2 separate regions of the Homo sapiens genome follow, and region 1 is linked to region 2. A link is a loop called in an ENCODE intact Hi-C map of the cell type or tissue named here. Cell type or tissue: HepG2. All regions are shown on one strand.

The links. A loop is a pair of places that touch in the nucleus more often than their neighbours do. Peaks named below come from ENCODE experiments on the same cell type or tissue, not always from the same donor. Only the 100,000 strongest peaks of a DNase experiment are listed, where the experiment ranks them.
Region 1: a loop joins it to region 2, with 6 times the contacts of the local background. A loop is called at or near these places in 2 of 110 quality-filtered maps.

Annotation. Positions count from the first base shown.
Region 1 is chr10:127,297,341-127,305,340 of GRCh38, forward strand. All of the region lies in intron 29 of DOCK1 (dedicator of cytokinesis 1), which reads left to right. Among named protein-coding and RNA genes, the nearest start is that of INSYN2A, 100 kb to the left of the region's middle. In HepG2, no CTCF peak of the experiment used is centred here; DNase peaks (open chromatin) are centred at 3,901 and 5,201; H3K4me3 peaks cover 647 bases.
Region 2 is chr10:127,240,184-127,248,183 of GRCh38, forward strand. DOCK1 (dedicator of cytokinesis 1) reads left to right here. Exons shown (of 52, transcript NM_001290223.2): 28 at 7,825-7,926. Among named protein-coding and RNA genes, the nearest start is that of INSYN2A, 48 kb to the left of the region's middle. In HepG2, a CTCF peak has its summit at 3,535 (motif pointing right); a DNase peak (open chromatin) is centred at 3,548.

The DNA of each region.
Region 1 (8,000 bases), 57 kb after region 2:
ATTATACTGGCTGGATCATAGGGGGTCAGTGAGTCATGAGAATGAGCCCTAATTGTAGAGAGTAGGATGTGTGATGAGAGAAGTGGGGACGCATCGTCATGGGGACCATCTTGATGGAGGGAGGGAGAAAAGAGAGGAGAGATAGGCAGTGAGCACAGAAGGAGGAGAGGAGAACCAGGCAGGAGCTATGCCAGTGACACCAAGGAAGGGTGCGTTTGCTGTGATGTGTTTTCATCACGTTTTCATAATTAACCAACAGATTAATATTCCTCAGAAATACAAAGCACCTCTCAATCATGCTATACCTTCTTCCCAACTTTACAGTAATACATTTCTTAACTTTCTAGTTATGTTTTAGCACCTTAGAATATTGAAAACATAAACCAAACCCTCATGGCACGAGCATGGGAAGCCCTTGTGATGAAAATCAGCTCAATGAGAGGGGAAATGCGGGAAGCATTTTTAGCAGAAAGTGATGACAGCTTGGAGCATCCCAAAGCTATGCATTATTCAGACGTGTCGGAGCGAGAGTGCCCGATTTCACCACCCATTACCTATTGGGATGCCTTCTTCTCTGCTTGCTAATCTGAATATTACTCATTTCAAGGTTTTGTTTATATTATCTTGAGGGGAAACAAACAGTACCTAATTAATCCCACCAAACATAATATTGGAAAAGCAATTATTCCCACCACGTGTAATAAACCATCTGTAGGGAAAATAATCCATTAAGTGTGAATCAGTGTGAATTTTAAAACTATTATTAAGATCAGATTGGTTCCTCGTTATGAGCACCATAATTTTAGTATTTGTTCATGCATACTGTGTTATGCCATGTTCTGTAACCTTAAATCCTTAATGTCCAAACAAATAATATCTATATGCTAATTAGTGTCAAAAATCACAGGTCAGCCAATCAGGTGTTTCACAGATGAGCCCCTTTTTTGGGGGTTAGCTCGAATCTGTGATTAATTAGAAAGTGAGTCCCCTATTTTGAAATTCTAGTGATAATTGTAGCAGAGGGCTGAATTTATTTGCATTTTCAGTAAATCATCCATTAACTGAAATGAAATCTTTTTGTTAAATTACTGCTCCTGGTTCAGTTAGGAGGGAGTTTTCCCTTCATTTTTAAATGTACTGGAGTATCCTTCAGTTCTCCTTGAGTGAGAAGCAATCGCTTTGACCATTGTCAACCAGAAAGAATTTCCCCACAGCATTTCTCTCTTTCCCAGCTGGGCCATAAATTGTCTCGTGACTGAGGTTGCTGTCTGCTCCTGAGCAAGCTGGAAGCAATGATGAGCTCAGAGCTGGGCTTTATTAAATCCTAGGAAGACACATAAAAATTGTTAGCAGTTGATTTCGCAGGAAACACCTAGCAAACTTGTCGGGGTTTATATTACAAAGCCCAGGGCCTGCAGTTAGCAGATCATCTTTTTTGAAAAGCATTTGGGTACCTTTGTCAGAGCTTTTCTGCATTTTGACGTAGGAGGATACCTGAGGGCCATGGTTGTGAGAAAGGAGAGAACCCACCCAGGTGTCCTGGGGATTGTTTTATTCATAAAGTAATTCGGATGATCTCGAGGTGGTCCAGGGAGATGGGATAGAGTCAGCCAAGGTGTCTATTGTAAGATAGATTGTGAACCCCTCAAAGATAGGCTGAAGTCCTTATTCCTGTCACCTGTGATTGTAACCTTATTTGGAAATAGGGTCTTTGCAGATATAATCAGGTTGAGGTGGGTGCATGTTGGAGAAGGATGGGCTCTTTATTTTTTGTTTGAGACCATGTCTTGCTCTGTCACTCAGGCTGGAGTACAATAGCATGATCTCAGCTCGCTGCAACCTCCACCTCCCAGGTTCAAGTGATTCTCGTGCCTCAGCCTCCCGAGTAGCTGGGATTACAGGCATGCGCCACCACACCTGGCTAATTTTTTTGCATGTATTTTGGTAGATACAGGGTTTCACCATGTTGGCCAGGCTGGTATTGAACTCCTGACCTCAGATGATCCACCTGCCTCGGCCCTCCAAAGTGCTGGGATTACAGGCGTGAGCCGCCGCGCCCGGCCAAGAAGGGTGGGCTCTTAATCCAATGGCTGGTCTCTTATAAAGAAGAGAAGACACAGACACACAGGAAAAATGCTGTGTGACCGTGGAGGTGGATCAGAGTGAAACATCTGCAAGTCAAGGAGATTGCCAGCAACACCAGAAACTAAGAGGAAGGCATGGGACAGAGTCTTCCAGACGGGCTTCAGAGGGAGCATCGCCTTGCCAGCACCTGGATTTGGGACTTCTGGCCTCTTGAACTGCAAGAATAACTTTATATTGCTTTAAGCCCCCCAGCTTGTGGTCACTTGTCATGCCAGCCCCAGGAAACTGACATGTCATCTCTCCGTGTGACTGGTTAAGTCTTGATGTGATCTCCTAGACCTACGTACTTTGGAGCTAGCCAGGGTATGATCAGCGAGAGGCTTAGGACTTGGTTAGTTCAACCAAGCTGTTGGAGCCCATTCTTGCCTCAACCTAGTGAAATCAAACCTTGCATCCTTTTCTCTTGCCTTTCTGAAGATGTGGATTTGAAAAAAAGAAAAGTATTCCTGCAAAGTTCCTTATCTCAGGCTCCATGGCATTTCTCAGAGCATCCGGCCATTGAGAACTGACTCCGTTTCTCCAAATTCAGCCTTCCCATGTGAGTTCTGTCCTGAGATGTGATTGGGGATTGGAAGCCAAGCAGACCCAGCAAAGGGAAGGTGACCAGTGGACTCCACCTGCTCAGCAAACACTGACCTGGCTTTTCCTTTCTGGGAAGTTCCGCAGGCCAGCTGGCATCCTCCCCGATGGCATTTCCTGGAGTCCTCACCTGAACTCTTGGGAATTGCCGCCTAGAGACCACCATGCAAAGCAGGATGTTGAAGACAGATTAGAAGGCTTCTTTCGCGCTGCCTCTCCTGTGCGGCTTCTCTCCGTTGTCTGTCTCCTCTCTTGTGCTTTCTGGATCTCTTCTAAAGCTTCTTGGGAAAAGCCAAACAGGAAATGAGCCACCAAGAGACTGGGCTTAGACAATGATGGCCAAGTAGAAAAGATTCTATGTTCTAGCATTGGGGACTGCAGAGGAGACAGCTGCCCCTTTCCAGGACCTGTCGAAGGACAAAGTCTAAGGTCCGTGGGGATCACCCTTCAGGAAGATGGCATCAGGCCACAAAAATAGAAAAGAGATATCGCCCTCCCTTTTATAGCACAAATGTTACCAGTCATGCTAGTATCAAAAATTATATTCCAGTTTACTTTCTGCTTCCCTTTCAGGCCTGAGATGCCTGGTTGATCCATCTTCGAATACTTTCAGGGAGCTAGTTTTTCTTGGGCCTTTTTCCCTCTTAGGGGCCACCACAGAATGGCCTCCCCAGCCGTTTTCTCTCCCTAATTCTGGAGCCTGGCCTGCCTGTCCTCCCGAGAGCCCCACCTGACTTTCTTTGCTTTGCTTTGCCTCTGTGGCTCAGCTTGTTTCATCCGTTCCTCCTTGCCATTTTGAAGGCAGTGCCAGCACTGGAGAACCCTATCAGTGCTTGCAACCCCACCACGAGGCCGGCAGCCGGGAGGGCTGGGCGCATCCGCTCACTGTAATCTCCAGAACAGATACCAGCTTTTCCTAACCCCCTAGCCTGTTCTAACCCTTGAACTGCTTGAGAGATGTCAAAATCATAACTCTCTGGGGAAGAGGAGTCAGTGTTTCTGTCCTAGCAGCACGCATCAGTGCAATCAGAGCTCTGTAAAAGCCAGGATCCACCAAGGGGAGGATTTGTGAAGCTTTTTCCAGTTACAGTGAGAACTGGGCAGGCATCGAGTCTCAGTTTCAGTGCCGCTTGAATACAGGGTGTCAGTGTCACTTGAGTGCTAGGCGGAAGTGCAGGTTAGGCCTGGATCGGAGGGTTAATGATTAGGTTTCTCCCGGGCTGCTTTTCACATCAGTGCTGTGCAATAAGCACTTTTACAAGTCAGGCTGCTTCCTTTGTTTGAGCTGCTAACCCTGTGTATTGAGCCTAGCTAAATAACTCCGATATTAGGATAATATACAAATGAATGTGTAAAACACACTTCAGTGAGTACTGTGCTAACCGCTTCTTTTGGTGGAGGGAGGAAAGAAGGGTGTTTACAAAACGGCTTCGCTTTGCTATTGTCATGAGGAGAACAGGAATTTCTCCAGGCTGTGTGGTCACCGGTGAATATATGCATCTAGGTTTTAGTATTTATTTGGAAATCAAATGTATTATGGGCAAGGGTATGTAATGAACCAGCCATTTAAAGATCCCTGGACATAAAATGCAAGCTTTTGGCTGCGCGCTGTGGCTCATGCCTGTAATCCCAGCACTTTGAGAGGCCGAGGAGGGCAGATCACTTGAGGTCAGGAGTTCGAGACCAGCCTAGCCAATATGGCAAAACCCCACCTCTACTAAAAGTAGAAAAATTAGCTGGGCATGGTGGCGGGTGCCTGTAGTCCCAGCTACTCGGGAGGCTGAGGCAGGAGAATCACTTGAACCCAGGAGGTGGAGGTTGCAGTGAGCTGAGATCGCACCACTGCACTCCAGCCTGGGTGAGAGAACGAGACTCCATCTCAAAAAAAAAAAAAAAGAAAAAAAAATGCAAGCTTTCGACAAAGCCTGCCTGCCTGCTTTGTGTGTGCCTTCCCTTTTTCTTGCAGTGGCCCTGTGGGTTTGCATGGCCCTCTGTGGCCAGCCTCAGGATCTAGGGTCCTCTCTGCTTGTAGTATAAGCTTTGAATGCTGTGGCCCGGAGCTTTTCCACAGCCTGTGTTTCCTGCTTCTGGTCTGCTCTAGAGAAATTCAAGTCAGGTTTGGCCTGGCTTGGCCAACCCGAGCTTGCCATGTACCTGAGTCCCAAGGGTGTCTGTCCCCTAACTCTAGCCACCTGTTGGGGAGGTAGGAAGGTCTGGGAGGGAGATGCTGAGGAGAGCAGAGTCGTGTGCAGACCAGGTGGGACTGGACTACAGGAGAGACCAGGTGGGACTAGACTACAGGAGAGCCCTGGGGGGCCACTCCTGGGGCCAGGAGCTGCTCCCTGAGGGAATTCTGAAGCTGGTTTGTGATTCTGTGTCACAGCCACCTGCATCCCAGTGAAAGCTATGGTTGCTTTCCATAGGTAAAGGCAATTTGAGGACAGCAAACATATTTTCCCCCACACAATCCGTCATTGTCTGGTGATGGGCTGTCAGTCCAAACCGTAGCCTAGAAATCGTAGCTCAGGAAGTAGAGTGCTGAGAGGAACAATTCAAACAATTTTGTTTCCTAAATGTATTCTTCAGTTGAAGTCTTTGTGGTTAATGTTGATAGTTTGTAGGCACAATCACTATTCTATGCATAGGGACAGCTTTTCCTAACTCTGGAAAAGAGGGGGTGTGTGTGTGTGTGTGTGTGTGTGTGTGTGTGTGTGTGTGTGTGTATTGTCAAAAACCAATGGAAGAGAAACACTTCAAAATGGGTGAGAACAGAGAACAGCATGAAATATGGACAGCAGACAGCCCTGTATGCAATGAAAATGCAGGTGCATGGTCACTAGAAAAGATGCCTCATTCTTTGAATTTTTGGCTCTTTGAAACACCTGTGTGACATTAAATTTTTTACTGAAATGTGGTATTATTAAGTCTTGCGTTTAAGTTTATAATCAGAAACAAAAACACCATGTCCTGTTAAGGAAAGAGTTATTCTGACAACGGTTAGCAGGATAAAGAAGATTTTACTCAGGAGTATTGCAATAGGTGTCAAGATTCCACAGAAGAGGAGAGAGATCAGTCTCAACTCGAAATACAGTACAAAACTTGGGATTTATAGCCAACAACCTGGGTGGGGCAGGTGACAGTCAGTGGATGGAAAATTACTAAGAGGACACCTCAAGGATAGGAGGTGTCTTGCTAAATGAACCTAATAGGATTCTTCCTGAAAACAGGCCAATGACTTAGACAGCAAAGGTGGAGGATGAGTAATTTGATCTCATGTCAAGGGTGTGGATTCACTCCAAACTCTCTTAGCAGGATAGAGCCAAAGTCAATGCCTAGTTGAGAAGAGAGCTCAGAGGAGCCTGGCTAACATTTAGTCAAAAAGAGTCTCTGTCAGTGCTCGATTTAGTTTTATTACTCAACACTGATACTTTCTGAGCTAGGCACTGGGTTAAACACTTAAAAAAAAGAAAAAAAAAGGTTGGCCAGGCATGGGTGGCTCACACCTGTAATCCCAACACTTTGGGAGGCCCACACCTGTAATCCCAACACTTTGGGAGGCCACAGTAAGAGCATCATTTGAGCTCTGGAGTGCAAGGCCAGCTTGGGCAGCATAGTGAGACCCTATCTCTACAAAAAATTTTTAAAAATTAGCCGGATCATGGTGTGTGCCCGTAGTCCCAGCTACTTGGAAGGCTGAGGTGGGAGGATAGCTTGAGCTTGAGAGGTTGAGGCTGCAGTGAGCTGTGATCCCACCACTGTACTCCAGCCTGGGCAACAGAGTGAGATCCTGTCTCAGAAAGAAATAGTTTAGTGGCAGGTGAGAGAGCATCATGTAATCGCGATGTGTAAAAACGTGCAAGAATGGAATTGTGCAGAAAACCCAGTGCGGGCTTATCAACCCGAAGAATTCCCTCTGGGCCCCAGGGAACATTCAGCAAAGAAGCTACCTTGGGGATTGTTCTTAGATTTTAACAATTTGCTGGGATGAGAGTATTTGAGAGTGGAAAGAGCACTGGGCTGAGGGAACAGCACGTGCCAAGCGATGGGGAACACAAGAGCCGGGTTCTGTGGCTGCTCAGGGGGCAGAGCTCCAGCCAGGCCTACAAGGCACACAGGATGGGGGTGGGGGCCGGAGCTGAGGCTGCGGAGCAGTCGGGGAACCTCTTCCATCATTGACAAGTGAGCCCAAACCATGCCATTCCAGGAGTGTTACCCTAGCCGCTTGTTATGAAGCCCTCTGTTACTTGGGATGATCTGAGTGGCCTTCCACGCACTTCAGAAAATAAATTCCTTTTTTATGGTGAGCGAAATTCTAATATATATTTGTATTTTCACTAACCTTACCAAAGAGAAAAATGTCAGCCCTTTTCCTGAAGTTTCTTTTGTCCACTTGTGACTTTCAATTAAATTTTAAAACCTCCAGAGTAGGAGGAATCCCCCACAGAGACAATAAGTTAGCTGATTAATTGAAAACGTGGAAGCTATTTTTATGATTACCACATACCTTGTATTTTATTTTTACTGAAAACACATAAGTGAGGTCAGGTGTGTTGGCTCATGCCTGTAATCTTAGCATTTTGGGAGGTGAGGTGAGAGGCTTGCTTGAGCCCAGGTGTTTGAGACCAGCCTGGGCAACATAGGGAGACCTCATCTCTACAAAAAATAAAATTAGCTTGGTGTGGTGGTGCATGCCTGTGGTCCCAGCTACTCAGGAGGCTGAAGTGGGAGAGTCACTTGAGCCCAAGAGTTCAAGATTGCAGAGAGCCATGATCATACCACTGCACTCCAACCTGGGTGACAGAGTGAGACTTTGTCTGAAAAAAAACAAAACAACAACAACAAAAAAACTCACATAAGTGTACCTTAGGCTTTTTTTGTTTTTTGTTTGTTTGTTTTGCTTACCTTTTATGTAAGTCCAATGCTTCTTTTTGAACGTGGTTCCACTGATGAGCTTCTATAATGCCTCATCAACAGTTCTGCCTACAATTTTTTAAAGTGGAGTTAGTCACATTTTTCAGGTTTTCCAGTTGTCTCACCCCAGTCTAATTTTGCATATTTTTTTTAGCTCTTTACCTTTATTATAGCCTTTGTAAAGCATTCCATTTAGTTTTCCAAAACTGGTTCTTTTTCATGGCACTAATAATTCATTTTCTCATGTCACATTTATTTGAATTACGTAATTATAGTAGCAAGGAGAATTGGTATTAAGTAAGTTTTAGGTGAAACCCATCGACTTTGGGATTGTGCACTCTGATGAGTCGGGCAGAAGAGTCCAG
Region 2 (8,000 bases):
GATACAGGTTTAATTTTGTTGTTAGTAGTTCCAAATAGCTAAAAGATGACATTAGTGTAAGTTATTTTCTGTTTTATATAGTTTTGGCTTTTTTTTTTTTTAACAAACATTCCTCACTCTAAAGTTCTTTATAAAATAAAGAAATTGTAATATTTGGGAGATTAAATGAGTAAAAATTAATTATATATTGAATAAAGGCATCATGGGAATGAATTCATCTTTAAATGAAAAAAGGAACAATTTCACCATGGGTTGTTTATATGGGAAAGGTTTTATGAGTTCACTGATGAGAATGGACACCCATTTTCCGGTGAGCTTCAGTTTTAACAATAATACCTGAATCAGCCTTTTTATTATGTCTTATGCTTAATCAAATATTTAATTAATAAAACGTGACATACTTTTTGAGGGCACAGCGATGACTCCTGACATTCAATGTATGCGGCACTGCACACTATCCTCTGTCCTCATTTTACAACATCGTTCTTTCTATATTTTTAATTATTCTTTCTTTCTTATACTCCCCGCCCCCTTAATCTTAAAAGGATTTTGAGGTAGCTTTAAAGAAATTCTATATAATATGAAAACACATGTGTGAGAAAATCAAAGCAACAAGGAGAAGCTATCTCATTTCTATTTCAACAAATATAAGTGAAAGAACAATGTTACAAGGATTATAGAATTTTGCAAGATTTTTCCAAGTATGTTATTATTTTAAATCTGAGAAATATGATAGTTATAAGGGCAAATCGTTTGACTTGTCCTGAAAATCACTAAGCTGGGGGAGGAATATAAGGAAGATATGATGATCATGAATATAATCTCATATCTACCTGAGGATAGTAATTATAGTTCTTTGGCTGGGCGCGGTGGCTCACGCCTGTAATCCCAATGCTCTGGAGGCCAAGGCGGGTGGATCACCTGAGATCAGGAGTTCGAGATCAGCCTGGCCAACCTGGCAAAACCCTGTCTCTACTAAAAATACAAAAAATTAGCCAGGCGTGGCATACCTCTAGTCCCAGCTACTCCGGAGGCTGAGGCAGGAGAATCACTTGAACCCAGGAAGCGGAGGTTGCAGTGAGCTGAGATCGCACCACTGCACTCCAGCCTGGGAGACAGAGCAACCCTCCATCTCAAAAATAATAACAATAATAATTATTATTATTGTAGTTTTTTTACTTCTCTTACATTTTCTAAATGTTCTTCCTTTCCTCTGGGTTCTGTTTTTGTTTGTTTGGGCCTCCTTTATTAATGCTGGATGAATTTTTTTCACAAGGCCCAGTACTCTTGCTCAGACCCTCTGTCTCCAAGTTTGTGCACAGAGCATGGAGGCGCATGGGCTTTCCTGCATGGCAAGCCTGGATGGGCTGAGCTGTCATACTTTTGGAACCTCCATGCTTAGTATTAGTGCTTATGTTCTCTTTGGCTGGTCATTTTCACCAAAGAGGATTCTTCTGGTCTTCTTTCTAGGTTTGGTTTGGGACTAAGGTTAGGAGGGGTTAGTTTAAGCCTCCTTGCTGATATGCTGGGAGCTGAGCAGAAAAGAGAGAGGGGAGTATACTGTTTGGTTTGACATCAAACTAAACAGGTGTTTCTTCCAGGTGGTTCTTGTCATTTTCTTCTGCTTTTCAGGTACCTCCCTTGTCCAGAGAGTAAACATGTGGTCCTCTCCCCAGGAGTGAGTTGGAGAGCCCCTCACTGGACATGCTGGGCATAGGCAGACTGGATATAGGGTCACATTTCAAAGCCATCAGCACTGTTGTTTTTCATCTCACATGTAGCCTCCTGAGTACCTGGCACCCTCCAGTTTCTGGGCCTTCCTTGGGTTTTGCACCAGGGATTCACAGACTTCCTGTTAAATGTCACCACGTTCTTGCCTTGAGGGCAGTTGGTACCCACTCATCACCCTCTTTCCTGCTTCCAGAATTCTCTTGTCTTTAGTTGCATCTCCTCAGAGTCCCCTGGTCCTTGTGGGCTTGTGCAGTTTTAATATGTGCCTTACTGTCATTTAATGTGAGGAACTGGGAATGCATGTTTTAAATAGTTTCTAATTTGTGATGTAGGCAACCCCTAAGTATATTTTGAAAAACTTCAGCTCTGTGCAGACTTTGCAGGAGTTTGGGGCTAATTTATAACATTTTGAGGTTTTGTTTGTTTTTTGGACTCCCTGTTTTTCTCTTTCATATTTTCTCACAGAAAATACCACCTATGAACATTTTGCCATTGGCTTTCCCTCTACAAAAGAGAAAGCCATTGTGCTCTGTTGGCCTTCTATCTTATCAGCTCTAAGAACTCACTCATACTTGGATTTATTTCAAATCATTTTAAAGAAGGACTTGACTCTCAGTTACATTCCCTTTTCCTATATTCTCTTCTTCATAATATTGCTTTACAGTATTGATTCTTTGGCTTGAATGCGCCCCAAAAGAAAAATCATCCAGAAGTCATCACCATTATGTTTTTTTTGTTGTTGTTGTTTAGTAATATATTTTAAAATGTTACTGGATAATTCATTTTCATTGCTTTTTATGATGATTATAAGATGGGTTTATTTTCATTAATATATTTGAAATTTAAGCATTTGAGTGAGATTTCCTCTTCAAAGTCCTTGCCTTAGTGAAAACACGGTTAAACTTTGTAACAAGACCTCAGTTGAAATCATGAAGCATAATCCCGGATTCAGTCTTCAGGGTTCTCCTTTTATTGAAACCGGGCACCTACCGTCCACACTCGTCACTCCTGTGTCTCTGTTTACAGCTCCAACAGCTTCTGAGGCTGGGAACTGCCCAGAGATCCTTTGGAATTTAGAGAACTTAGAAGAACGTTAAAATTTCTGCCTGTGTTGTGTGTCCCAGAGAGCAAATCTGTGCTTTGTACAAAGTGTGAGCTCCAGGGTCGATTGAGACAGCTCTTGTCTGGCTGATGAAATTACCAGGAGCAATTTTATACCCTGCTATCCAAGTCACATGGCTAAGTCCATTTTTATTACACCTTCACAGCTCCTCAAGAATATGAATTAAAACCCTTTGGATTTTTTTCTTCTAATTCATACTTAGACCTTCCACTAGGCATAGTTGACAAAGGCACTGTTTAAAAGATATGTCTCATCCTGAGTTTCCATTCACCAGTCTGTGCTTTTGTTAGCCTTTTGTTTTTATATCCTGCAATGACATCCTGCATTCAACTTGCCTGTCACTGAATGTCCCCCTGCTCCACCACCAGCACCCCATTCTACCTGTGCTGTTTTCCTTCTACTGAGACTCACTTCCACCTGTGCCCAGTTCCACCTGCCTTTCCTTCTACCCAGCCTCAGTTCTACTTGTGCTCAATTCCACCTGCCCTTCCTTCTACCTGTGCTCAGTTCTACCTGTTCTCCATTTTTCCTATCAACCTACCTAGTGAAATGGGGGCCCAAACACATTTAAAACTGGGGCACTGAGGTACTTCCAGGAGGGCTGGGGGTGTGCGGGGACGACTTCTGTCCAGGGCTCCCTCCAGGAGCAGTGCCAGGCAGTAGCCAAGGCCACACCAACAGGGGGAGCCCTGCGAGAGAGATTTTTTAAGACAGGAGCTTAAGAAATGGAACTAGATCAGGGGCAGGCAGGGAGAGTTTGTCCCTCCTGCCAGATGGATCCTTTTCTTTCTGGACCACCTTTAAAAATATTAACATACTTTCTCTTTATAAAAACAATCTGGGCTTAGTCTCCCTCCACTCATGACTATCTGGTATCTTTTCTAGTCATTTTTTGTTTTTCTTGTACTATATATTCTTTATATTGGTCAAATGTGTATACATAATTACTGCAGTTTTCCTCTTCAATTATTTTCTCATGCTATTAAAATATTCCATATTTGCATAATGTTTCTTGATTTAATGGTTGCACAATATTTCATCATAACACAAGTTATGATTGCTTGACTTGCCAAATAAAAATATAGGACCCCCAGTTCAGCTTGAACTTCAGGTAAACAACAGTTTTTTTTTTCTAGTATATGTATCTCTCATGTAATATTTCATTGCAACGTTTGGGACATATTTATTTTTCTTTGTTTATCTGAGATTCAAATGGAACTGGGCATCCTGTACTTTATCTTGCAACCCTACAAAATATCATATTATTTACACAGTTTCTTGTGGTGGATGTTTAGAATTTTCAGCAATGCTATGGACATCTTTGGGTATGAAATTTTCTATTTTGAATTACTTCCTTTGGTAGATTATCAGAAGTAGAATTACTTAGGAGATGAGTATTTATTTTCAAGACTTTTCAAACCTATCTCCAAATCACTTTTTAAAAAGGTTATAGCAATTTATGTTCCCACCAACAGCACACAAGAGTCCTCGTTCCCTGCACCCTTGCTCACATTATCATCATTGAAATACTTCTTTGCTATTTTGGCAGGCAAATAATGATGTATCATTTTCATCTTTGATTACTAATGAGGTTCACTTTTTTTTGTTGTTTATTAGGCATTTAGTGTCCTGGTTTTTAAATTTTCTGCAAGTATATCCTGACTTCTGTGGCCCCATTTTGCATTGCTTTGAAGTTATAAGGAATATGTCTTATTTTTACTTATTGACTTATTTTTACTCAGCTGCTGGTGCTGGAGCCTAGTCCCTATGTTCAGGCTCAGGGATGGTTCTGCACAGTGGCTTTTGCTCCCAGCCTACCTGCTAGCCTACCCATTGTCTAGAAGATAAAAGCTTCATTTAGGAGTCATCTCCCAAATGCATTTAAAATAAATCAGTTAAAGCACAGAATAGTAATTTTCTTCTGAGCACACAGAATTAAAGTTTTATTTTCACAGAGCTCGCTCACTTTTGTTCCTAATAAATGACTGGTTTCAAAAGGCTTCCATAAATACCCGTTTTATCCACCCTTATAAGCCCACAGATATGCTGCAGGGTTCTGCTGTGTTCATGGAAACCATAAGGCTTCATGGTATCTGCAGTATTTGCCCAAAAAAATACTGATAACCCAAGGATGGGACTCCATTCCCAAAGGGCAGGGAGGAAGGGGAGGGGCATTTCAGTGAATTTTAATATGCAGATCATCCGTTTCCTAATGGAGTTCATGCTTCACCTTAGAGCTGAAAAAGCAAGACTTACTTTCGCTAAGAAAGGAAAGACTGAACGATGCACATGACTTCTGGAACATTTCCTTAAGTTTGGTAAAGAGGGCACGCACAGTGCCCGGCAGCACCGCCTCTAACTTGTGGAGATGGCCCATCCTTCTGGCCCTTCTGGGCCTCCTGTAATTAATCCCCATCGCAGTTAAACAAGGGGCCGCGTGGTTGCCTTCTCTGATATGCTCTTCCAGAGAGACTTCCCCACGGGGCATTTACATCCTCCCAGGACTTGTTTTATGGAAATTGCTGTGTTCGCTTCAGTTTTTCGTTTTCTGTGTTACAACGGTTTTGGCATTTGTTGCCTTGCATGAATTTCTCCGCATGACGTGACAGTCTGCTGCCTGAATTCAGTATGTCCACGTCACCTGTTCACGTCATCTGGCCTGAGTCTGGCTGCACTGATGTTTCTCATTAGTGTTACTCTGTGCTCATACCCTCAGCATTTTGAGACCCCCTCAAGGATTATGCTTTTCTTTCTACTTTCAGCCTGATCATTTAAGCTAAGCACATTGATACATTGCTTCTGGTGATAAATAGCTGACTTTGTGATTTCATTTATTCTAATGTGTAAGTCTCCATTGTGTAACTGGTTTGACCTGCAGAAAATTGATTTCAGCACCTACTAGGTTCACCTAGGCTGATATAGGCCTCTTCTTCAGCGGGAAAAGCTCCTCCTCTCAAGGGGAAGAGTCCGGGTCAGCGACTGCATCAGGGTCAATTGTGGGCAGAGTACTTCGAAGCCTCTTCTTCCTCACCCTCTTCCAGCTTTCTCTGATGACTGCAAGCGTAGAGGAAAGTGAATCTCTACCTTGTGTTGGTCATCAGAAGTGGCTTCAGATTCCTTAGAGGAAGAGTTAAAATGTGCATCTGGATGAGGGGTAAAGAAATGAGGTCAGCCAGTAAGTACCTGTCTTATAGTCCTAGAGTACAGCCTCCACACCCAGCTTTGCCATTCACTCCTTCAGAGAGTGAAACCTCTAAGCCTCAGTTTCACTGCCTGTAAAGTGGCACAGGAAGAGAAATTTGTGTGTGATTGAAAGAGGTCGTATTCTATTAAAGTGACAGTGTTGTTATTAAGACGATTATCCACGGGACACATCTCATTGTCATAAGGAGTAGACAAGATACAAAGGCAGCCTTTCTTGAGCTGAATGGTATGCCAAATATTTATATGTTTCAAAAGTTCACAAATTTTGCCATTTTACTAATCATTGCCTCAATGGAAAACAAGCATTATTTAGCTGTTTCCCTGAACACCAACTTGGAATCTAAATCTCAGCAATTATCATCATTCACAAATAATTTATATTTCTGGGCAAATGGAAGATATCATATCATCATTATTGTGTTTGTTCAATTTGAGTAATGCGTCCTTCGAGGACTCATTTGGAAGTAGATATGTGTACTATAGGTATAAAATGGATTGGAGAAAATATTGGATTTTAACATTTCACTGTAAAGCCTGTATTCCAAATTAATATAAAAGACATTTAGGCATTCTGATATATTGCTGGTAAAAGGAGAGTTAGTAAAAGAATGCAATTTGAGAGCTCATTTAATAGAGAAAAAATAGGGACATGTCTCAAAGTGTGTTTCATGCTATAATTTTACCAAACTTGTACTGGCTTAATGGGAAAAAATATATATCCTGTGTTTCTTAAAATGTCATTAACTTAGGGGGCAATATTTAAAAGCAAGGAAGGCTTTACAATGTTGTTAGCTACAAAGCCTAGCAGTGAGCAATTGCAGTTAATGGCAACAGAACTGCCTAGCTCACAACCCGCCACCAAAGCAAACACCCTTCAGGGCACGCAAACAAACGTGTGCACACCCACGTCCACACACATACTGGCTGCCTCCATTTGCAACAGCCGGAGAGACGTTTCAGCTTTGGCCCTTTACCTTCCCCATTCTTGATTTTCTGTGTTGCTTTCTTTTTTCCTCCTTCTTTTCCTTTCCACCCAGCTCCGTCTGGTCTGAGAAACTCCCAGCTCTCCCACTTGACATTCTGATGAGCCCACATTCCTCCTGTCCTTCTTCTCGGGGAGGAGAATTGGGCCATAACTCATTGTGGAGTTGTGGTGATTGCCTCCACATCGGGCACAGGGGGATACAGGCTGATTTTGAGAAATTAGAGGCCTTTCTTTGCCATGGCCCAAGAGGAGAGGCTGCACACACATTTTGCCGGATAATAAGGGCAGCAAGTTTCCAAGAGAGCACAAAACAGAAGTTCCCATGATTTCCATCCTGTCTTTAATTTTCTTGTATTTAATGCAAAAGTATTTCAAGCTTATTTTTCCAGTCTGGACAACCCTGTATCAGGAAACACTTGAGGTATTAATAGTTAGAGAGAATAAAATACAGCCCTGAGTGTGAGTGCACCAGTGTTTCTCATTCATGTTACTGTGTACTCATGTCCTCAGCATTGTGAGACCCCCTCAAGGGTTTTGCTTTTCTTTCTACTTTCAACTTGATATTCTAAGGACCCCCTACCAAAAAACATTCCTGAGGTTGGAAGTGACCCATGCCTTATGCTGATCTTCCCTGAGAGAGGGGCAGCAGAACCCAGGGCTCCCTGCCCATGCCCCGTTGCTTCTCCCTGACAGTTTCAAGTCCCAGAATCTGGGATGATTTCGGCTTTTCCCATGAGTGTTGCTCTGTCTCATCTAATTCTATCTTTTGATTCATTTACAGGGAAACTTCGTGGCTTGCATGACAGCTATTTTACGACAAATGGAAGATTACCATTATGCCCACTTGATCAAGACTTTTGGGAAAATGAGGACTGATGTGGTAGTAAGTGTCCCTTTCACCCTGTTCACATAACCATGTTTTAGGGCCAGCACTTTAGACAAAAGCCTGATATCAAT